2 separate regions of the Homo sapiens genome follow, and region 2 is linked to region 1. A link is a loop called in an ENCODE intact Hi-C map of the cell type or tissue named here. Cell type or tissue: right lobe of liver. All regions are shown on one strand. Links, peaks and the distances in the headings refer to the core of each region. The heading gives the core; the rest is flanking DNA. Region 1 holds the start of SYCN (syncollin). Region 2 overlaps LRFN1 (leucine rich repeat and fibronectin type III domain containing 1).

Region 1 (5,370 bases), core at 313-5,312:
TCGTGCACACCTAAAACCATGTCCGAGTCGATGGCGTGTCCTTATCCATGGCATTGTCCTGGGTATGGGCTGACCCAGGCCCAACCACCCTGCTGTCTCCTCCATCCCACCCGGTCCTTGCATCCCAGGGACAAGCAGATGACAGACGGGGACAACTGCACAAAGGCTGTATTGCAGGGGAGGTGGGAGGGGGCAGGCAGAACGCTCCTCCTCCTGGGTCTTGGGGCCCCGGAGCAGAGCCCAGGGATGGGCTGAGTGAGGGGCTTGGCACTCTGTGGAAGCTGCAGATGAGAGACCAGCAATGCATCAGCTGCACCTGAAATGTAATCAAGAATTCCTTCCAGGGGCTCTCAGAGACCCAGAGTCTGGTGAGTTCTAGAAGCCTGAGACTGGGTGGGGGCTGGGGAGTCTGGGTCTGAGGCTCCAAGTTCAGGAACCAGGGATCCTAGCCTGGGAGTTTGGAGCTGGGGGCTCCTTGGAGCTCTTGGGGGACAGGAGTGGCTGGGGAGGGTTTGGGAGGGTGTCACCGCTGGATCTAGGTCCCAGGTCTGTGAGTGCAAGGTGGCCTCAGGGACCTCCAGGGTTGGGTCTTGGGGGTGGGCTGTGGGACTGATTTTAGGGCTGAGGCTGGTCTGGAGGGTCTAGGGGAGTGGAGAGCATGAAGGCTACACTGGGTGTTCCTATAATCGAGTCTGGAGTCTTGAGGTCTGGGTTAGTTTTGGAGTCTGGGAGCTTTGAGATGTGATGATCTGGGGAGTGGGGGCTGGCTTTGGTTCTGGGGACTCCAGGGTGAGGGGGTCTAGGAGCTCTCAGTCCCCAGAATTAGCCAGCCCTCTCTGGGAAGTACAGCTGTGGGCGGGTGGGTAGGCGGAAGATTCCAGAAGGTGGAGGGTTGGCTCTGAATCTCAGAGCTGGGGCGGAAATCTCCGTCCCAGGGGCCTGGGCTGCAGGTGGAGTGGGGACCGGGTGCTGGGGGTGAGGAGAAGGAGGACCTGGTTTGGGTGAGGACTCTGAGATGGGGGCCTCCAGGACTGGTTCTAGGGAGGCCTGGTGCTCCCTGTTACAGTCGGGAGCTCAGGGGTGTGGAGCAGCCTCGGGGCTTGGGTGGTGGGTGTGGGGGCTTATGCGGAGCTGGGGCCTGGGCCTGGGGTGGGCTCGGAGCTTTGGGCGGCCGGGCACCTGCAGTAGAGCGCGGAGATAGCGTTGGACCAGTCTCCTAAGATGCCCCGGCGGTACTCCTCCAGGCGCGGGTAGGTGCCGGCAGAGAACTTGTGCGTCTTGCCCGCCTTGCCTTGCCGGGACCACACGGTGAGCTCGCAGCGCGGGGCCACCACAAGTGAGGAGGCGGTGTTGGCCCAGTTGGAGGGCAGGTAGGGCAGGTCTGCGCCCGACTCCAGCGACAGCTCGGCGCCCCCGCAGCAGTTCTCATAGTAGGGGTCGCTCTTGTCATAGAGCTTGGCGCAAGTGCGCGTCCCGTCCGAGTGCTTGAGGTCGGCGGAGGCGGGGCAGGCGCCCTGGGCGCAAGGCACGGAGGCAAGGGCCAGGGCCAGCAGCAGCGGGCGCAGCGGGGACATGGTGGCAGTGCCCTGCCGCAGCCCCGCGCGCTTTTATGCGCCCGACCCGTGGGAAGGGACAAGCTGCGAGATAAGGACTCATCGAGGGAAGGGGAGGGCGCCCCTCCCTCAGGAGCCGGGAGACCTGCCTAACCTAGGTCGGAAGCCCACAACCCTGAGTACAAGGTGGACGCTGTGTATACAACTTAGCACCTTAAGATGTTAGGTGACCAACAACATTATAAAGAGAGACAATAGACAGAACTTGAGGAGGAGTCATTTGCAACACAGAGGGTGGCATAGGTTAATAGACAGAAATGGGAAGAGCTCTTAAAAATTGACAAGGGGCTTGCTGGTTGCTCACGCCTGTAATCCCAGCACTTTGGGAGGCCTAGACGGGTGGATCGCTTGGGCCCAGGAGTTTGAGACCAGTCTGGGCAACATAGCAAGATCCCATCCCTACTGAAAAATAAAATTAGCTCAGCGTGGTGGCATGGCCTGTAGTCCCATCTACTCACAAAGCAGAGGCGGAAGGATCGCTTGAGCCCGGGAGTTCGAGGCTGCAGTGAGCCGAGATCGTTTCACTGCACTCCAGCCTGGGCAACAAAGACAGGAAAAAAAAGATAAGGAATGGAACAACCCTTATTCTAAATAAGGAAAGACTGGGAGGGGGAGGCAGGAGTGGGAGGCTGGGGCCTCCTGGCTGGGCAGGCTCCCTCCCTGGGAGGCAGGACCTTGGGAAAGGAGAAGCTGGAGATAAGGATAGAGGCCCTCGTGGTGGGGCGGGGGGGGGCAGGTAGAGAAGGAGATGGGGAGGAGCCCAACGCCCCACCCCCCACCCCCACCAGGCTCAGACTGGGCAATCTTCCCAACCAAGGCTGGCAATCCAGAATCTGTGAAGTACAAGATAGCAGTATTTGCATAACACGTTAAAAACCTTTTGCAAGACAGTGTACAAAGGCTTGAGGAGATATTTGCAACATTTCAAAAGCATAGCATTGCAAGCTATAATATATAAAGAGTGCACACAGGTTGGGCGCGGTGACTCACGCCTGTAATCACAATACTTTGGGAGACTGAGGCAGGTGGATCATTTGAGGCCAGGAGTTCGAGACCAGCCTGGCCAACATGATGAAACCCCGTCTCTACTTAAAGTACAAAAATTAGCCAGGCGTGGTGGCACATGCCTGTAGTCCCAGCTACTCGGGAGGCTGAGGGATGAGAATCACTTGAACCCAGAAGGTGGAAGTTGCAGTGAGCCGAGATCGCGTCAAAAAAAAAGAGTGCATACAAATTGACAAGAAATGCACTCCTCCCTCCCACATGCTAAGGACAGGCCTAGGAGAGGGAGAGGGAGGGAACAGCCTGCAACTCCCACCCCAGGAGCCAGGAGACTTTCTTAACTAAGGTTGGAAATCTTCAATCTATAAAACTTCAATCTTGTTTTATAGATTTTGAGCTGTATAAAACTGTAAAAACTGTCATATAGCAAAAACAAAACAAAACCCACAAACCCATCCAGGGAAAAATAGACTCAATTCCTATCATATAAAATGAGCTCTTACCAATCAGCCAATAGAAATGAAACAAGGGCCGGGAGCAGTGGCTCACGCCTGTAGTCCCAGCACTTTGGAAGGCCCAGGTGAGTGGATCACTTGAGGTCAGGAGTTCGAGACCCGCCTGGCCAACATAGTGAAACCCTGTCTCTACTAAAAATACAAAAGTTAGCTGGGCACGGTGACACACAGAGCCTCGGGAAGCTGAGGCAGGAGAATTGCTTGAACCGAGGAGGCAGAGGTTGCAGTGAGCCGAGATCACACCATTGCACTCCAGTCTGGGTGACAGAGTGATTCTGTCAAAAAAAAAAAAAAAAAAAAAGAGAGAAAGAGAAAAGAAACAAGCAAAGGAAAAATTAGAGCAGTATAGGAAGGAGAGGGAGATTGGAACCCTCGGGCTGAACAGGGACCCGGACCTCTGGGAGCCTGGCCAAAGCCCTTCCAAGGTTCTTTGGAGTTCCCAGCCTCTTCCCAAAACAGGGTCAAGTGTGTGGATGCGCTGATTAGAGAGACAAGGGTCCACTGGCTCTGTCAGTACAGGTGTGGGCCTTGGTTTCCTCATCTGTGAAATGGGTAATGTTTCCTCCTACGCCATACGAATGTTGAAAAGGTTGCAGGAGATGGTAGAAGGGATGTGGTTTAGGAGGACAGTCCATGGAGTCAAACTGCCTGGGTCCAAATCCCAGCTCCTCTACAAGCTGTGCACATGAAGGCCTCAGGGACACGCTGATGGTACCTACCTCAGAGTGCTGGTATAAGGAATAAATTAATTGGGCTGGGCGCAGAGGCTCACCGCCTGTAATCCCAGCACTTTGGGAGGCCAAGGCAGGAGGATCACTTGAGGTCAGGAGTTCAAGATCAGCCTGGCCAACATGGCAAAGCCCCATCTCTACTAAAAATACAAAACTTATCCGGTCGTGGTGGCAGGTGCCTGTAATCCCAGCTACTTGGGAGGCTGAAGCAGAAGAATTGCTTAAACCTGGGAGGCCGAGGCTGCAATGAACTGAGATCGTGCCATTGCATTCCAGCCTGGGTGATAGAGTGAGACCCTGCCAAAAAAAAAAAAAAAAGGAATAAATGAATTAATCCACATAACAGCACTTAGAGAAGGGATCGGCCTTTGCTAAGTGCCATATGAGCATTTGCCATCATCATCACCACCATCTTTTTTTTTTTTTTTTAAGAGATAGTCTCACTCCGTCTCCCAGGTCTGCAGCCTCAACCTCCTGGGCTTAAGCAATCCTCCCACCTCAGCTTCCCAAGTAGAGAACATGCCACCACAGGCCCGCACCACCACACTCTGCTAATTTTTTGGTTTTTTTTGTAGAGATGGGGTTTCACCATGTTGCCCAGGCTGGTCTCGAACTCTTGGGCTCAATCGGTCCTCCTGCCTCCCACAGTGCTGGGATCACAGGTATGAGCCACTGCACCCGGTGCATCATTATTATTATTAAAACCTTTAGCACAGTGCCTGGCACATAGTAAGGACTCAATAAACCTCAACCATCACAACAACATAACACCAACAATTTGCTGTTATCCACAGTCACTCAGCTAAACCTATGCCCTGCTGGTCCTCCTTAGATGCTGTGGCTTCCACCTCGGGTGGGGTAGGGCTGTTGTAGAGAGCCAAAGACTGGAAACACTTGGAAGTGGGTTCGGATGTTTACTCTGCCACCTGCTTGCTGAGCAACCTTGGGAAAATGAACTTACCTCTCTGAGCTTCAGTTTCCTCCTACCTTCAATGGGATAATAGAAAATGAGGTCTCATGAGCCAGGCATGATGGCACATGCCCATAGTCCCAGTTACTTAGGAGGCCAAGGCAGGAGGATCACTTGAGTCCAGGAGGTCGAGGCTGCATTGAGCTGTGATTGCATCACTGTGCTCCAGCCTGGGCAATAGACGGAAACCCTGTCTCAAAAAAAAAAAAAAAAAAAAAAAAGACGTCTCTATAAAGTAATTTACAACTGATATAATACATTATGAACAATCCATATAATTGTTATTTATAAATATAATATAGGCTGGGCACGGTGGTTCATGCCTGTAATCCTGGCACTCTGGGAGGCCGAGGCGGGAGGATCACTTGAGGTCAGGAGTTCCGAGACCAGCCTGGCCAACATGGTGAAACCCTGTCTCTACTAAAAAAATACAAAAATTAGCTGGGCGCGGTGGCACATGCCTGTAATCCCAGCTACTCAGGAGGCTGAGGAAGGAGAATCGCTTGATCCTGGGAGGCGGAGGTTGTAGTGAGCCAAGA
Region 2 (5,370 bases), core at 320-5,319, 110 kb after region 1:
GTGGTGGTGCACACCTATAGTCCCAGCTACTCTCAGGAGGTAGGAGGATTGCTTGGAGCCCAAAAGTTTGAGGCTGCAGTGAGCTATGATCATACCACTGCACTCCAGCCTGGGGTGACAGAGCAAGACCCTGCCAAAAAAAAAAAAGAAAAAGAAAAAAAAAAACTACTGAGATGGAGAGACATGGCAAGGCCAGGACTGCAACTCATAGTGTACTATGGACCACGACCTACTGGGCTATAAGCTCCCTGAGGACAGGGTCTGGGTGGTTTCCCTGTGTCCCCAGCACCCAGCTCAGGAGTTTGCACAAAGCAGGGGCTCTGTGCCTAACGAGGGCAGAGAAGGTAGAGACAGACAGAGAGGTGAAAGGAGAAATAAGGAGGCGATGGGAGAAAATAACTCTTTTTTTAAAATGTCTGTTGACACCGTATGGTCTGTCCCCACCAGGGCAATGGCTTCAAACCCAAGTGAGGGTGGAAATAACATATTTTTCTCATACGTTTTGTTTTCTGTTTCTGTAATGTACCCAATGTGTTGGTTCAGTAGTACTGGTATATAATTTATAAATATAAATGTCGCTGTAGGCTAGGCACGGTGGCTCACACCTGTAATCCCAGCAATTTAGGAGGCCAAGGCAGGCGGATCACTTGAGGTCAGGAGTTCAAGACCAGCCTGCCCAACATGGTAAAATCCTGTCTCTACTAAAAATACAAAACTTAGCTGGGTGTGTTGGTGGGTATCTGTAATCCCAGCTACTTGGGAGGCTGAGGGACGAGATTCGCTTGAACCCGGGAGGCGGAGGGTTTCAGTGAGCTGAGTTCGTGCCACTGCACTCCAGCCTGGGCAATAGAGTAAGGCTCAGTCTCAAAACAAACAAATAAATAAATGTCACTGTAAATGTGTGTGTGTGTTTCATGCTCCAAAATGTTTAACTGAAGAGGTGCACAATCAGATTGTTGTGGGGAGCAGTGATATCGACCATGAGCCCCATGAGGGCAGGGTTCATGCTGAGCTCAGTCACTGTTAGGACTCCAGTGCCCAGCCCTGGTCGGGTTCATGTAGGTGCTCAGCGAATATTTTCTATAAGCACGAAAAACAGAGACAGTGAGAAATAGAGAGAGGAGACAGGGCAAAGGAGGGCGGGAACAGCTCTCACAGCCATCTAGAACCCTGGCTGAGCAAGAAGGCCAAGGGAATGGGCAGGTGGGAGGGAGGGTCCCCCTGGGCTTGGGAGGAGGCCCTGGGACTGCAGCACCCGCACCCACCTGTAGACGAGGGAGTCATCAACGGAACTGTTGTACTGAACCTGGTACATGCGTATTCCGGGCACAGGCCTCTGGGCTGGCCAGCGGATGAGCACGGAGTTCGAGGTGAGCTCGGCTGCCACGAGCCGACGCTCAGCCGCAGAATCGTTGGCACCTGGTCTGCCCGGCGTGGCGATGTCAGAGGAGCCGGGCTCGGTGAGAGGCGGCGGGGCAGCCGGCGGGGGTGCCATCAGAGGCAGAGGTACCACGCACACCTCCACGGGCGCCGTCGCTTCCCCAGCAGCATTGGAGGCGATACAAGTGAAGGTGCCACTGTCCCTCAAGGTGGTGATGGTCACATCCAGCGTCCCGTCCCCCCGGACCCGGGTCCGGCTGGAGTTCCCCAGCAGCCGCCCATCAGGTGCCACCCAGTGCACCACCGGCTCGGGGTCACCCACCGCTCGGCAGCGCAGGCTCACCGCCTGGCCTTCCACCACCAGGGCCCGGCCCCCCGCCTGCCGTGTGATCAGCGGGGGCTCACACAGGAACTCCTCCTCGGGGATGGACCAGAAGTAGCGGTCGGTGAGGTGTTCGGGCGTGGCGCAGGTCTCTAAGTCGTCCTCGCGGGTCAGCCGCCGCAGCCAGAGCAGCTCGCAGTTGCAGTGCAGGGGGTTGCCGCCGAAGCTGACGGTCAGCGGGGTGGGCGGCTTGGGCCCGGTGCCCTGCGACCTCAGGAAGAGCCCGTCGGGCGGGAGTTTATGCAGGCGGTTGGAGGTCATGTCCAGACGGACCAGCTTGTGAAGCTGCACGAAGGTCCCCTCCGCGATGTGGTCGATGAGGTTGTGGTCCAGCGTGAGGGTGTTTAGGTTCACCATCTGGCCCACCGCCTCCCACGGCAGGGCCTCCAGGTTGTTGTAGGACAGATCCAGGTCCTCCACGGTGGACAGGAAGGCGTCAAAGGCCGCCGACTCCACCCGGCGGATCTGGTTGTTTCCAAGGATCAGGTGGCGGAGGTTGCCCAGGCCGCGGAGCTGGTCGCCGCGCACCTCCGCCAGGCGGTTGCTGTCCAGGTGCAGGGCCCGGAGGGCACGCAGGTCGGCGAAGGCGCCAGCTGCCACCTGGCCGATGGTGTTCCGGGAGAGAGTGAGGTGCACCAGGCTGGTCATGTTGGCGAAGTCTCGGCGGCGCACGGCGGCGATGAAGTTGTCGGTGAGCCGCAGCTCCACCACGCGCCGGTCGATGGCGGGCGGCACAAAGAGCAAGCCGGTCTTGGCGCACAGCATTGTCAGTGTGGGCGCCACGTTCTGGCAGATGCAGCGGCCGGGGCAGGGCTGGCCACGAGATGCCCCCGCCCAGAGCAGCAGCAGAAAGGGCAGGGCAGCGGGCGGCGGCGAGAGGAGGGCCGAGGAGAAGGGTCCTGGAGCCATGGTGCAGTGGGAAGGCAGGAGGGGTGGGAGGTGAGACCTGCCGGGGAAGGAGCCGGTTACCCAGGCGTGGGACTTGGCCGCCATGGGATGTCCTGCTACGAGTCAGGCCTGGATCCCTCCCCTACCGCCTACAGCTGGGTTCCATAGGATGGTGAGAGGAAGCCACTATCAGCTATTAACAACAGATTACAACACTTCCATGCTGGGCACAGTGGCTCACGCCTGTAATCCCAGCACTTTGGGAGGCCGAGGCAGGCGGATCACCTGAGGTCAGGAGTTCAAGACCAGCCTGGCCAACATGGTGAAACCCCGTCTCTACTAAAAATACAAAAATTAGCTGGGCATGGTGGTGGGCGCCTGTAATCCCAGCTACTTGGGAGGCTGAAGCACGAGAATCGCTTGAACCAGGGAGGTGGAGGTTGCAGTGAGCCGAGATCACACCATTGCAATCCAGTCTGGGCGACAGAGCAAGACTCCATCTTAAAACATAAATAAAAATAAAAATATCTCTATACTGGTTGATAGAATACCCCTGTCCCTACTTGCGTGTCCCACCCTCACCTCTGCCCCTCCTGTAGTAGCTCCCAAACCTCTCATGATCTCCCAACCAGAGGGGTGACACCTGGCCCAACCTGGGCCCTCCAGTACCCACTAAATTGTCTAAAAAATCACTGTTAACTATGGTTTAAGGCCCTGGCTATCCAAGCCATACTCCCTAGCTCCAAATCCCAGCTCTGATACTTACTAGCTGTGTGACCTCCAGCAAGTATCTGAACCTCTCTGATTCTCGGTTTCTTCATCTGTAAAAGGGAGATAGAAACAGGCCTTACTTCTGTGAGGATTAAATGTATTGATGAACATAGCATACTTAGAATAGTGCCAGGCATATAAAATGTGCTTATTACATGTTAGCAATCATCATCATGATCATCAAGTGCTTAATATGTACCAGGCATAGAACAGTGCCCTATTATTGAGAGTAAGTACTTTGAAATCAAACAGACTCAGGTTCAAATCCTGATTCCCCTTTTGCTAGCTCTGTGACCCCCAAGCCAATGATTTCCCCTAGCTAGGCTGTAATTTCTTAATCTGTAAATTGGGATGATAATTGTACCATCTTCATTCATGTACCACCGACCATGCCTGGCATACAGTAAGTACTCAATAAATGTTAAGGGTTTCCCCCCTCCCGCCTCTGGCATTGGCAGGGAGAGTGTCAAAGTGGGAGGGACTGAGGAAAACACATCAGAGTCTTCCAGTTCAGCCTCAGGAAGGCCTTCTCTGAGGTCTGGTTTCATCCTGGGCTCAGTTGAGCTCCCAAGCAAGGCAGACTTTCATGCTCACATCTTTGGGTACACACAACACACACACACACACTCACACACTCACACACTCACGCTATGTCTCTGCTCCAGGCAAAACCTTCCGGCAGGGATTCCCCCTGCGGCGGCTGCAGCCCACGACATGTCAGTTCCCATCACAACACAGGGTGGGCGGGGGGTGAAGAGGAAAGGATGGGAAGGGGGCGTCCCTAAAACTGTTTTCACCCCACCCTGCCCTGTACCCTAGCCCCTGCTGGCCTACCTCCCAGGAATCTGTGTTTGGGGCTACGGCCTTAGGTGGCTTTGATCTTCCTGCCAGTGGGGAGGGGGCCTGGGACAGAGACCAGGAAAGTCAGAGACAGAGGTGAAGAGAGACAAGGAGAGACCAGGGGGAGGGAGAAGTGGACTGGCAAAGAGAGAGAGACAGATTGGGAGAGAAACAGAGAGACAAAAAGATGAGTCTGAAAGGAAGGTGAACAGACAGAAAACTGAGAGTGAAGAATGAGACACAGAAAAGAGAGAGACACAGAAAAAAGACACAGAGATGGAGAGAAAAATAGAGACAGTATTAGAGAGAAAAAGACAGAGGAGGAAAGAGACAGAGAGTAAGAGAGACAATGACCGGGCTGAAGGCGGAAAAAGAGGCCGGATCGGGGTGTCCTACCATCTCTGAGTTCACCCCAAATCTGTCCTTCACTCCCTCTAGATCACTACTCTACAATGTACTGGAAACCCTGGCCTAGAAAGGGGGACTCCAGAATTAGGAGCCTGAGTCTGCCCCTGCTTGGCTGTGGGGTCTTCAGGGCTCAGAATCCCAGTCTATGAAACAGAAGTCCAGAGCCTCGCCTCCGACAGCTGGGGTAGGACTCAAATGGAGGGAATAATAATAGCAATGGAAATAGCTAACATTTATGGAGAGTGGTGCAGCACTGCAGGACAGAATCCGCCCTACTGCCTGGGTTCAGACCTCACCTCCCCACTGTGTGACTTTAATCAAGTGACTTCCCCTTTCTGTGCCTCGGTGTGCTCATCTGTCAAATGGGAATAATAATGGCACCCACCTCATAAGGTTGCTATGAGGATTTAATGAGATAATATTTTATGACATGCTTAGAATAGTTCCTGACAAAGTAAACACTATATACATGTGAGCTGCTGCTATTATCATTATTATTATTACTATTATTATTACTAATTTATTATTTTCTCCAGCTTTCTCAGCCACCAGGAGGTCAGGCTATCGGGAGATCTTCCCACACCCATGCACACGCACATACAAAATGGGCAAACATATTCACTCAACCCTCTAAATGCAGGGGTCATTTCATATCTTGACATATTCTTGTATCCTTTACTGATATCATGAGGAAACCTTGC

Evidence for each region. Hi-C counts contacts between places; a loop is a spot of excess contacts. Peaks named below come from ENCODE experiments on the same cell type or tissue, not always from the same donor. Only the 100,000 strongest peaks of a DNase experiment are listed, where the experiment ranks them.
Region 2: a loop joins it to region 1, with 2.1 times the contacts of the local background. A loop is called at or near these places in 40 of 110 quality-filtered maps.

Annotation. Positions count from the first base shown.
Region 1 is chr19:39,202,681-39,208,050 of GRCh38, forward strand. It overlaps SYCN (syncollin), which reads right to left and starts at 1,583. Exons shown (of 2, transcript NM_001080468.4): 1 at 1,180-1,583; 2 at 145-316. The coding sequence starts at 1,574. The coding sequence ends at 307. In right lobe of liver, for the core only: no CTCF peak of the experiment used is centred there; no DNase peak of the experiment used is centred there; H3K27me3 peaks cover 1,192 bases.
Region 2 is chr19:39,312,666-39,318,035 of GRCh38, forward strand. It overlaps LRFN1 (leucine rich repeat and fibronectin type III domain containing 1), which reads right to left. Exons shown (of 5, transcript NM_020862.2): 3 at 3,417-3,471; 4 at 1,266-2,708. The coding sequence starts at 2,671. Among named protein-coding and RNA genes, the nearest start is that of LRFN1, 5.5 kb to the right of the region's middle. In right lobe of liver, for the core only: no CTCF peak of the experiment used is centred there; no DNase peak of the experiment used is centred there.